Regions from separate parts of the Homo sapiens genome. Here all the other regions are linked to region 1. The links are chromatin loops, found by intact Hi-C in ENCODE. Cell type or tissue: endothelial cell of umbilical vein. All regions are shown on one strand.

Region 1 (4,000 bases):
TCTTTCATTTCCCCCTTCCCCATTTCTTTATTGTACATAACGTAACTGGTGTATGTGCACAAGCATATTCCTTTTTTTTTTTAACCAAGCAGCCAATGGTATGTTTCGATTGACATCAAGTGGTGACGGGATGGGGAAAAACACTGAGGCTGTGGAAATACCCCATTTTCTCCATTAGTGGCATGCTCAGTCGGCTCTTACGTTTATATTCCAGTAAGTTATTTTGCTCTCACTATTTTAACAAAAAAATAAAAAAAATCCTTGCATACCTTGTTCAGTTGGAGAATTTTAATGTTTTTCATTTACCATTGTAAAACCAAGGACAATTTTATACTTTTTTGTACGTAGCTGTTACGTGTAGGGCAATCTGTCTTTAGGGATAAATTACTCTAAAACAAAGAATCCTAGTTTTCCCTTCAAGTTAAGCATCTTGTTTAAACTCCTTGTTTTAAATGAAAAAAAGTATTATCATTCTGGTTTCTAATTTTTGAATTTTTGATGGCTGTCTCATTTATTTTCTTTGTTTTGCTTTTGTAGATAATCCTACAGGAAATACGCTTGACTTGTATTGCTCTATTCTAGTGCTCATATTTCTGTAAGGTAGATTTCTAAAAGGATTAAGGATTCACAAGGCTCAGATATTCTGAATTTGGGTGGATGCTGCCTAATTATCCTTCGAAAAATGTCTAAGCCTATACTTCCACAAATGACTGAACCTGTTTTTCTCCAAACCTCGTCAACTCTGGATACCACCTCTCTTAGTCATTTTTCCAGTCTGATGTGCAAAAACATGACATGGCCTATTTAAGTGCATAAAATTGATCAAGAGTGAGGACAGTCTATTGAATAAAAAAGATAAGTTCTCATGGTTAGTAAGAATAAAATGAGCCAGGATATTAAACATGGAAGAGTATATAGGCCTGTGAAAAGAGGGAAAATGAAGAAACCAGGAGAATTGTGGAATTTTTTGAGTGCAAGAAGAAGGGGGGCCTCTGTTTGCAGGAAAATAGAATAGGAATAATACAAAAATTTTTAATTAAAAAATAGAGAAAGGGGAGCCAGAGTAAGTGGGAATTTGATGAGGTTTAGTTGAGGTTTCAGTTAATGTCCTACGTGTGTACAGCTTCAGACTGGCCAGGCATTGGGTCTCCACTTCATGTCAATGATAAGATGATGTAATAGAGTAAGTCTTAACGAGGAGGGTAAGATCAGCGATCAGGTTGGTGGGCTCCACCTTGCAGGGAGGTCAGGAGGAGGTATGGGATGAGTGCTGGGTGACACAGGCAAGGGTCAAATTCTAAGGGAAGAAATTGCGTTAGGCACAGAAGGCCTAAACTGACGTGCTCAGGAGCGTCTGTGGCTGTTCCCTCTGGATTCATTGTTTCCAGGTCTAAAAAAGGAAGGAGCAGCAGAAGCAACTCAATGTTTTTTTATATTTGTTTGTACCAACACTATATTTTACAAATATTTACGTTTGTCTTTCATAATAGCCTTCTATTGCTGACTGGACCAAAGCCAAACTCAGCCTCCCTCCCTGACCTTTCTGCATGATGTCACCCTTTCTAGCATCTACCCACGGCACTCTCTTGTTGGCTTCCTTCCTCTCGTATGTCACAGTCATTTTCTTCACACACTCGACTTATTTTCAGTTTTTTAATCTCATGCTATCCCTACCCAAAGCAATGCTTTCTCTTGGCCCCAATCTCATATTTCACAAGTAAAATCCAATCCTAATCTAAAATAGTCTTTCCTTTTGCCAGAATATCATGGGCGATGTACTTCTATGAGCATATATCTCAGAGCTGCTCCACAGTCTTCTATTAGTATAAAGCGGAGAAGGCTGAACAGATTACTTTAAGGCCCTCAGCTCTGAAGTTGGGTTTTGGAGCCTGTGGTGTTCTTAGCTTTGGAAATTCCTCCACCTACTGGTTGCCTAAAATCCTGTCTGTTCACATTATATAATGAGGTTCGCAGTTGTTTTATGAGATCGGCCTATTTTTAAGAGTAACACGGGCCTCTTGTGAATGATGACACATTTCTAAGTCATTTCGAATTCCTAAAATAAAATTAAAAATGTGCTATAAAGAAAATATTTTCTTATAATAGAAAATGTTTTCAAGCAGATGACAAATTTCTTAATGCTTTTGAACAACCATTAGGGGGCAGAAAATCATTACACAGTATAGCAATTCAATCCACGTTAGGCTGGAGAAGAGAAAGCCTATTTTATGTGTATTTCCAAAAGTTAGTACCAAAATCAAGTTATTTTTCAGTGTAATCATTGATTTGGTGCTTGGGTATCTTATTTACAAAAGAAGCCTTCCGTAGTGGCTTTATTTTTTACAACTTGCTTCCTATCAGTGTATCAAATCAGATGAACCTTACTCTGAAGGAAACACTTTAGAGACCAATGTGACATCTTGGGGCAGGGTTGCCATATATGACTAGTAAGAATAGTTGAAATATGTTGATAAACTAAAAGTAAGTTTATCTCACTAAAAATTAGAGAAATTCATAACAAAACAATAGATTTATGGCTGCCCAAGTTTCAGGAACTCTCTTTTCAGTCACCCTATCAAACGATGGGTTCAAGCGTGGTTAAAAATAGTTCGCTACTTCTTTAACAGCTTCTCTTCCCCCAAAAAACAACTCCTTAAAGATTAGAATGCAATTATTTCTACTTCTCACTTCCATTCCCCCATCAGCCAGCCTTTCACCTCTCACCCCATGAAACTTCCCAATGAATGCCACCCTTGACTTCCTAATGGCCGAATCCAGGTTCTCTAATTGGAAGGATGATAAACAAGCACTTGCTAATTTAAGTTTAAGAGAAATTTATTAAAAGTATATCACAAGCTGGATACAGTGGCTCACGCCTGTAATCCCAACACTTTGGGAGGCTGAGGTGGGTGGATCGCTTAAGCCCGGGAGGTCGACACCAAACTGGCCAAAATGGAGAAACTCCGTCTCTACAAAAAAAACACACAAAAATATAGCCAGGCATAGTGGCACTTACCTGTAATCCCAGACACTTGAGAGGCTGAGGTGGGAGGATCACCGGAGCCTGGGGAGGTCAAAGTTGCAGTGAGCCATGATCATGCCACTGCACTCCAACCTGGGAAGCAGAGCGAGACCCCATCTCAAAAAATAAAATAATAGGCCAGGCATGGTGGCTCACGCCTGTAATCCCAGCACTTTGTGAGGCCAAGGCGGGCAGATCACGAGGTCAGGAGTTCGAGACCATCCTGGCCAACATGGTGAAACCCATCTCTACTAAAAATACAAAAATTACCCAGACGTTGTGGCAGGCGCCTGTAATCCCAGCTACTTGGGAGGCTGAGGCAGGAGAATCGCTTGAAACTGGAAGGCAGCGGTTGCAGTGAGCAGAGGTTGTGCCACTGCACTTCAGCCTGGGCAACAAGAGTGAAACTCCGCCTCAAAATCAATCAACCAATCACAGCTCCTGAAATTAAAGGAAGCATAGGTAGCAAGAGTTAATCAACACTCTTATCAGATAAGGGCCCTCTGCTGGCACTACATTTATTCCATCCTTGGATCACTTGGCTCAAGTTTCCAAGTCCTCATAAGTCAGTCCAATCTGCTGAGCTCGGGCCACATACCCACCTGGTGGCTTGGAGTGAGCAGTGCAGAATGCCCTGAGAGTCTTAGCACAGGTGCACACATTGGGGGAAGAGTTAAGTGGAAATTCTCTCTCTCCAAAAGAAGGGGGGAAAAAAGAGGTAGTGTGGTCAAAAGAGAAAATGTCCACCACAGTTTTCATCCTTCCTGATTTCTTTGTGGTTTTCACACCAGATGTAACTCCTGTGATGGTTAATTCTATGTGTCAACATGACTGGCCAAGGGGCACCCAGATTAAACGTTGTGTCTGAGTGTGTCTGCGAGGGTGTTTCCAGATGAGGTTAGCATTTGAATTGGTGAATTCAGTAAAGCAGGTTGGCCGCCTCAATGTGTGTGGGCATCATCCAATCTGTTGGGAGCC
Region 2 (4,000 bases), 93 kb before region 1:
CCTCCAAAAGGGCATTTTGGAAATGCTTGAGGTTGTCAAATACAGGAGGTTTCTTTTGGCATTTGGTGGGCAGATGCCACAAGCTCAGCAACACACAACACAATGCATTATCCCTCCTCTTACTTGACTGTCACCCACTGTGTATGCATGTAAGTGAAAAACATTTTTAATCATCTGAGCTTAGAACCTAATTTCATTCCATAGTCTATATTAATATGCATAGTAATTTTAATATATATCCTAAATTACCCTGGAATGCAGCTGCAGTGCAAATTGAGGGAAGATGACACTTTATTTTGTTCTGAACTTTTACCATATGTTATTTTCCATGTCAGAAAATGGCATCTCCAGATATCTCCAAAAGACTTCTTGTATTTGATTTGCTAAAACACTCATCTGTATGAGTCCACATCTGTGGCTATCTCTTTCTGCAGGATTCTATGTGCAGTTGCAACTTTGAGACTACATCATATCTTCCTGGTGTTGTTGTGGCCAAGCATTTATGTCTTGAAATTACTTTCCTTTTATTTCCCCTTTATTTTACAATTAGACACCATATGGATTTCTTAAAGTGATGTGTACATGTAGTTTATATTATCTGTGAATTTCTTTCAGGCTAGAAAAGAGGATTATAAAACACTTGCAATTTTAAAATGGAGTATTGGGTTGGGTGGGGTGTAAGTCACAAAGCTAGATGTTCCTGCCATGGCAACAGCACGCCTTTGCGGGCAGAGGTCCTGCCCATGAGTTTTCGGTTGTAGTCCTAAGATTCTGCATGGGTCCAATCAGAACAAACAGAATGAGAGCCTTGGAGAAGGATCCTGGAGGCCTCCTATTAGGCCAGGATTGCTGGAGTTTGGGGACTTTGAGAAGTCCTGGAAGAGAGACTGGGGCAGCCAGGGCAGCAGGGGGTACCCAAAGGGCTTGGAAAGTGGCTGTTTGCCAACCACTATAAAGGATCATGGCGCCTTAACAGCTGGTGAAGCTGCCCTTGTGCCCTTTGGCTGAATGTCAGCTATAAGCTCAGCCCTCCTGCTGACATGTCTGTTTCCCGTGCAAGTAAACTCTTCAGGCTGTGCCCATAGCTCCACTGGGTAAACCACAGGACGTGTGCTACTAAAAGAAATCTGTTTCTCTTTCATTCTTCTTCTGCCTTGAGCCGGTAGAAACTCAGTGTCATTAACATCATGTCCCAGAAATGTGAGTTTCTGATCCTGGGGTTCTTCTAGCACCCTTGCATTGAACTTGAACAGCTTTTCCCAAGGACTGTCCCCCAACGCCCCCGAGATTGTCAGGGTGCCCCATCTGTTCTCCACCTTTTCCAGTATGTCCCAGAGTCATGTAAGTAAATTGCCTGAGATTCTCAAAAAGAGATGACCTAAGTTTCCACCCCATTCTAAAGGGCCTGCATTGTAAGCATGTCCTTCTTACCGCATATCGTGGGCACCATGTTCTCAGTTCTTTCATCAGCTACAGTGTTTAACTCAGCAATAATTATTCCATTTCGTCCAGCTATCCATGATATGCTTTTTCTTCAGTATTTGAGGTCAGTAAAATTGCTTGAATAATTACAATAATAGCAGCTGTCATTTTTAGTCCTCTATTGTGTGTCAGACATGATGCACATATTGTCTTATGTAATCGTCATCAGAACCTTACAGATGACATAGGAAGAATACTGGGGCTCAGACTAGTGTGAACGATACGGTTTAAACCCAGATGTTTCCTGTTCCGAAGCCAATGCTTTTTTTGTTTTGCCTAAGAGTATTAGCTGTGGGAGCGAGACATATCTGGGTCCAAATCTCAGTTCTAGCCAGATGATCTTGGGCAAGTTACTAAGTATTTCTTGATCTTGTTCCCTCACTCATAAAACAGGGATAATAATGCTAATGTTTCCACCAAAGTTTTATGATGTTTACATAATATATAGAATACAAAGTACAGTGCGTGATTTATAGTAAGCAATCAGTAAATTTTCATTTCTTCCCTCCCCGCAAACTGATCTTAAGATGATAGTCATCCCACAGGACTCTCAGATTTCTGCGGGCTTCCTCGCATGACCTGCTGATGAGGACCAAATAAATCCCATTGTCTATCCAGTTCAGCTGCTCTTGGCCCCAGCCTTGTCCCTGTGTTTATTCTGGAAGGAGTACTTAATGTGCCAGGAGGAAGGAAAGGGTTTGACCTTACTGGTCTTTGCAGGAACTGTGTTCTGTACTTTGCAGTACCCATGTGCGATGCTGGAAAGGTACATCTTAGAAACGCAGAGAAATCTTCTATAATCAACCATGGGAAATGGTTGTCTATTTTTTCTCTCTATAAATTTCCCAACTTCTTGTGATGTTTGCCAGTGGTGGGGTGCATGTATTTTGATTTTAACTTTGTATTTTGGGGTCACCAAAAAAAATCAAAACACAAATAAGTCTATGGGCTGGAAGTCAGAAGGAGCAGAACTGAGGGAAGGTAACTGAAAGAGAAAAACAAGATTGGTGAGGCACCAGAGGGTCTAGCAGGAACATGGAACTGCAGCTGGCAGGCTTTATTCTGTGCTGCCGATCAGCAGCAGGCATATTATATCCTGGACTATGTGCCGGCGTCCAAAGTGGCTGGAATTGAAAGTGAACTTTAGCCTATGCGTGGCTGAATTCAGGTCAGCCAGTTGGGGGGAAAAGCAGCTTTTATCCCTGTCCACTTCCTGATTTCTCCTCATTGATGTTCCATACTCCGTTCTGATCAGCTGCTAGCATGTGACAGGCTGGCTGGATCAAACAGCATCAACCAAATGTTCAGTCAAACGTTGTAGTCAGCTAAATATTTTCACATAAGCCTTTTTTACATTAATAAAATCTCCCCTCCTCCTCTGACCCCTTTGTACTGCTTCACTCCTTTTTTTCATAGTACGATATCCCTAATATGTCTGTTGTTTACTGTCTGTTTACTGCTTGTAAACCCCAAAGGAAAGACCCATTTTCCCCACTTATGTATCGCAAGTCCCTAGGACTATGCCTGGCACCTAGTAGGTGCTCAATAAATATTGTAACAGATAAAAAGAACAAGAAAACATGAGGTCAGAGTTAGTGGATATCAGGCAGAAAAAAATGTTTATGAAGGAAAACAGAGGAGGACATAAAAGACAATATCTGATCATTTTCTTCACGTGTGAATAAAAAATCTGTATCAAAACAAGATAAACTATTACCTTCTTTAGAGAGGTACATTTTATTTCCGATTTACCCAGATCACATTGGACTTTTCAGAAGCTTAATTTTTATTTGTCACTTCAGTGTTAGTTTGTGTATTCATTCACTTGTTCATTCATGCCTGTTACATGACACTATGTTTAGTATAAAAATGCAAGCTAGACCACCAGCATCCACTCATATAACCCAAATAAGCCACTTAAATAGTGCACCTCTCTCTCACCTCAATTTGTTAAGATATGATAGAGATGAAACCAAGGCTAAAGGTTGTTTCTCTCTACAGGCCAACAAGTTTTAGGATATAATGAGTAATTGACCTGGGAAATTAAACAAAAATAATTTCACCGCCAACCACAGACTGTACCCATAATGGAGGCTGGCTGTCTCACAGACTTTTGCTGCTGGCCAGAGTGAATGACTCAGCACAAGTCAACCCCAGGAGAGAAACAATACAGAGCTCACCCCTGGCTGATTGAGGGCCAGAAGCGCCATTCTTGTAGGTGAGGAACAGAGCATGTATACACTGTGTTGTTCTGAATTGGAACTGAATTGTACTGAATACAGGAACATATAGCACATTTATGAATCATGTGTACTGGATTGAAAATGTGAGAAGATGCTCCCAAGCAAAGACACACTGAGGAGTGGAGACCAGAAAGGAACTGAGCTGAGGAGGGGGCAAAAAAAAAAAAAAAGCAAGCCCATTGCAGCTGCACTGCAGATATTACTCATCAGTTGTGGCCCCTGGGAACACCTGGTTGAGGGCAGCCGAAACAGTACGTCTAAATCGGAATTCCTGG
Region 3 (4,000 bases), 190 kb before region 1:
TACATACTTCATCCATCCATCCATTCATTCATTATTTAATACAAACATATTGAATGCCCGCCATATGCAAGGTATCCACAGGATAGGGAGGGTGCTGGCTCTGGCTTTATGCAATGTACGCACTCATTGATCAATGTTTATGTCATTTTGTTTCCCTTCTTTCCAGACAAAGGGAAGCAAAGACTCACTGCACCTCATTACTGTCAGCAGAGAGCAATGTGTAATTGGAATGACCTTTGTATAAGTGCTGACCTATGGGGTCAGAATAAGCCTTATAATGTACAGAACCAACTTATGTGCAATTTTAACATCGACAGAGAATATTGGCCTTTAAGAAATTCATCTCATATTTATTGTTTGGAGATTTTACTTTCAGAAGATATCAGTTACATTTCCCCTCTTTTTTTCTCTTTTCTGCAATTATTTTCCTGGCATTCATTCAATAAAGAGCTTCAAGTCACTTTTTTAGACTGAAATAAACTTTGATGAAAATTGAAAATCAATGCTTTCCTTCTAATGACGTTAAGAGAAAAGCCTCCAATTTTGCAATTATAATCAATATATAAAGGGGAAGTGGCCACAAATATGCTGCACATCTTAAGAAGCCAAGTGGGTTTGGTTACTTTAATTTTTAAATAATCAGGACATTTAAAAAGTTGCTGTTTATAAAATACTTTTTAAAAATGTCATCACACGCACTATGAGTGCACTCAGTCTTGATGTCTCGCTAAAGCATTAGCTGTCTAGCTCCTTCTCCTCCCAGAGCCTTTATCCTCATATTGGGTCTGGGGACACACATGCCGTCTCTTGATTCCTAAGGATCCATTACCCATTTCTCTGCACAGATCTTCGGGTATCCAACCTATCTGTGCCTCCTTCAGCCAGGAGCCTCCGGATCTTTCCAGACTTCTTTGCAATACTGCCTCATGCACTGAATCCATTTCTCGCATAGCCTGGCGCTTGGCAGGCAGGCTGGCGTTCCCTGGCTCTGCCTTCCCCATCTCCCTGTCTTTTCTCCCACGGCCCATCTGCCCCTCCTTTCCTCCACCCCCTTCTCCTCTCTGCTCCCCTTTATTTCCACTCCCCACCCGCGTGGCTTTGCTCTCCCTCTCCCCCCTCAGCTCGTCTGTATTTGGAGCTCCGGAAGCTGCCGGCGACTCTCCCCTGGAGCAGCGTGACTGACACCGGCTCCTATTCAGCTGGGAGGAGGGAGAGGGGAGGAGAAGGGGAGGGCCGCGGGAGGAGGGTACGAGTGGCCGACCACGGATTTGCATTGCCGAGGACGGGACCCCAGGGCAGCGAAGCAGGTAATCCTGCAGCGGTCGGGGCCCGGCGAGGCGGGGAGGGGTCGGGGTGCAGGTGCGGGGGGCGCCTGGCGGCGGGCGCTGGCAAGTTGAGCCCGATGGGTGGGGTAGGGAAGCGGCCGGGACGCTGCGGCTGTGGCAGCAGCGCGAGGGGAATAAAGGCGGCGCGGGCGCGGGGGCCGGGGCGCGGCGACCCGGGCGCGGGGCGCGGGCGCGGGCGGACTCCCATCTGGGTCAGCGGAGCGGCGCGCCCTGCCCCCGCCTCCCCAGCTCCGGCGTCCTGGCCGCTCGGAAGGCGGGGTGCGGGCAGGAGCTGCCCGGGGTTGGCGGGCGGCCGCGGCCTCCCCACCCCAGCGCCGCCGCCCGCCCGGCCGCTCTAACTTTGGGGGGTCTCGTCCACCGGGCTGTGAGTCTTCCAGGGGGGTGGGGGTGGGAGTCATTGCGCCGGCTCTGACCAGAGCCACCTCGATCAGAAAGTGCTGGAAAGAAACAGACCTGGCTTCCCCTCTGCAGAACCTGACTTGAGGCGATGAGTCACTTCTAAAAAATGCAGAGGCAACTGAGACTGGGGGAACGGCTCGGAAAAACGGCACCCGCCGCTGGCTCTCTGACTGCTTTGGGTAGAGGGGTGTTCGTGGAAGTAGCCGCCGTATCATCACTTTTAGGGCCAAAAATCAACCTGCAGATGGCCTTTTCTTTATTCTCATCAGAGTGGTGTTCGCTGCAAGTTGTAGCAATATTTGAATGGATGCATTCTTAAAAATGAGTATGTATGGGTGACTGCATTTAGGAAGTTGAACCGGGACTAGGTCCAAACAGCCAGAGTGGAGATGAACACTTGGTAAAAACATCTAGGACCTTTGGTTTTATAGTTATGGAAATGCAGAAGCTTCTGGGACTTGAGCACTGTAGTTTACTGAGTACTCCTATTTCCTTACTGCTTCTGTAGATTTCATTGAAGCTATGTTCCTTAGAATTCTTGGTAAACTATCTAAGCCCACTTAGTGTAAAATTACAACGGTAGAGTGAACTTTAGAGAATTGGATTTATAGTTACTAGAGTCTAATTAGACTGCAAGCCTCTTGAAAGCAAGGATGGGTTGTTTGGTAGTTCCTACGGCACCAAACAGTATTTGGCTCACAGCATGTAATGGATAGACAATAAAAGTGTGTGAAATAGTTAATTCAGTACCTTAAGTGTAGATGGAGCATGACTTCTTGAATATACTGCATATTTTGCAAGGAAAGGCGACTTCTCCATGAATCCCGAAATTTAAAAAATTCTTAATAACATTACAATCAAAGTGTCATATAAATACTTCTTAAGGATAAAGAGAAAAAGAAGTTGACTATGAGAAATCAGGAAGGTGATTATCAAGGTGGTCTTTGCTAGTAGGAAGTAAGTTTTTGTTCCCCATCGTTAATGTGAGAAGTAATTTAATTTGTTGATACAGGGTAGGGTTTGGTAAACCTTTGAGTTAAGAGCTAGATAGTAAACATGTAGGTTTTGCAGGCCATATGGTCTCCTTAGCAACTACTCAGTTCCACAGTTATAGTTTGAAAGCAGCTAAAGACAATACCTAAAGGAATGGTATGTTTGTGTTTTACTTTATTTACAGACATTGAACCTTGAACTTTTCACCAGTAACAAAATATTCTTCTGTTTTTTTCCAGGCATTAAAAAATGTAAAAACTATTCTTAGCTTGAGGGAGGAGCAGAAAACACAAAAGTAAGAGAGAAGGGAATGGATTTGTCCTTCTAGTAGTAGTTTGCTACTCCCACTGATTGATTCTGTGCTAGAATCTGGAGAGGAGCCTATTGAAAGGATTAATGGGCCACATTCTCTTGAGTGCCTGTTATACCTTGGCAGTTAAGTTAAATACCCTCCAGAAAAGCATTAACTTATTTTGAGCATTATGGAGTTTTGTTTTGTTTTGAATATTTCCTAACATCTTTATTCATGAGGTTTTGTTTTGTTTTTAATTTATTATGTAACATTTTATATGTAAAAATAATACGCTAAGTCTAGGTGAGTTATGAACATTATGTTCAACTGAACACCTGTGAACCCATCACTAGGTTTATAAACTAGGGCTTAAGAACTAGATAGTTGTGAAAAGATAGCTCATAGAATGGGAGGAAATATTTAGGAATCATGTATCTGATAAGGGTCTTGTATCCACAACATATAAAGAGTTCTTACAACTCAATAATAAAAAGAAAAATAATCCAATTTAAAAATGGGCAAAGGATCTGAATAGCTATCTCCAAAGAAGATATACAAATGGCCAATAAACCCATGAAAAGATACTCAACATCATTATTCATCAGAGAAATGCAAATCAAAACCACGATGGGATACCACTTTATACTCACTAGCATGGCTATAATCAAAAAGTCAGATAATAACAAATACTGGTGAGGATGTGGAGGAATTGGAACCTTTGTACACCACCGATGGGAATATAAGATGGTGCCCTCACTTTGGAAAAGTTTGGCAGTTCTTCAAATTAAACATAAAGTTACCATATGACCTAGCAATTCCATTGTAAATATATGTCCAAGAGAAATTAAAACATATGCTCACAAAAAAACCTGTACACAGATGTTGACAGCAACACCATTTATAATAACCAAGAGGTGGAAACAAACCAAATGACTATCAGTTGATGAGTGGATAAATAAAAGGTGGTATA

The links. Peaks named below come from ENCODE experiments on the same cell type or tissue, not always from the same donor. Only the 100,000 strongest peaks of a DNase experiment are listed, where the experiment ranks them.
Region 2: it touches region 1 in a loop (5-fold over the local background); 4 of 110 quality-filtered maps call a loop at or near these places.
Region 3: it touches region 1 in a loop (6-fold over the local background); 11 of 110 quality-filtered maps call a loop at or near these places.

Annotation. Positions count from the first base shown.
Region 1 is chr6:17,582,425-17,586,424 of GRCh38, forward strand. It overlaps LOC102724591 (a long non-coding RNA gene), which reads right to left. Exons shown (of 5, transcript XR_007059485.1): 5 at 3,367-3,463. Among named protein-coding and RNA genes, the nearest start is that of FAM8A1, 16 kb to the right of the region's middle. In endothelial cell of umbilical vein, CTCF peaks have their summits at 1,937 (motif pointing left) and 3,582; a DNase peak (open chromatin) is centred at 1,917; H3K27ac peaks cover 702 bases.
Region 2 is chr6:17,489,896-17,493,895 of GRCh38, forward strand. The region is part of intron 4 of CAP2 (cyclase associated actin cytoskeleton regulatory protein 2); the gene reads left to right. Among named protein-coding and RNA genes, the nearest start is that of CAP2, 98 kb to the left of the region's middle. In endothelial cell of umbilical vein, no CTCF peak of the experiment used is centred here; DNase peaks (open chromatin) are centred at 986, 1,746, 2,126, 3,636 and 1 weaker place; H3K27ac peaks cover 3,458 bases.
Region 3 is chr6:17,392,440-17,396,439 of GRCh38, forward strand. It overlaps CAP2 (cyclase associated actin cytoskeleton regulatory protein 2), which reads left to right and starts at 1,156. Exons shown (of 13, transcript NM_006366.3): 1 at 1,156-1,307. In endothelial cell of umbilical vein, no CTCF peak of the experiment used is centred here; DNase peaks (open chromatin) are centred at 1,172 and 1,842; H3K4me3 peaks cover 1,496 bases; H3K27ac peaks cover 1,172 bases.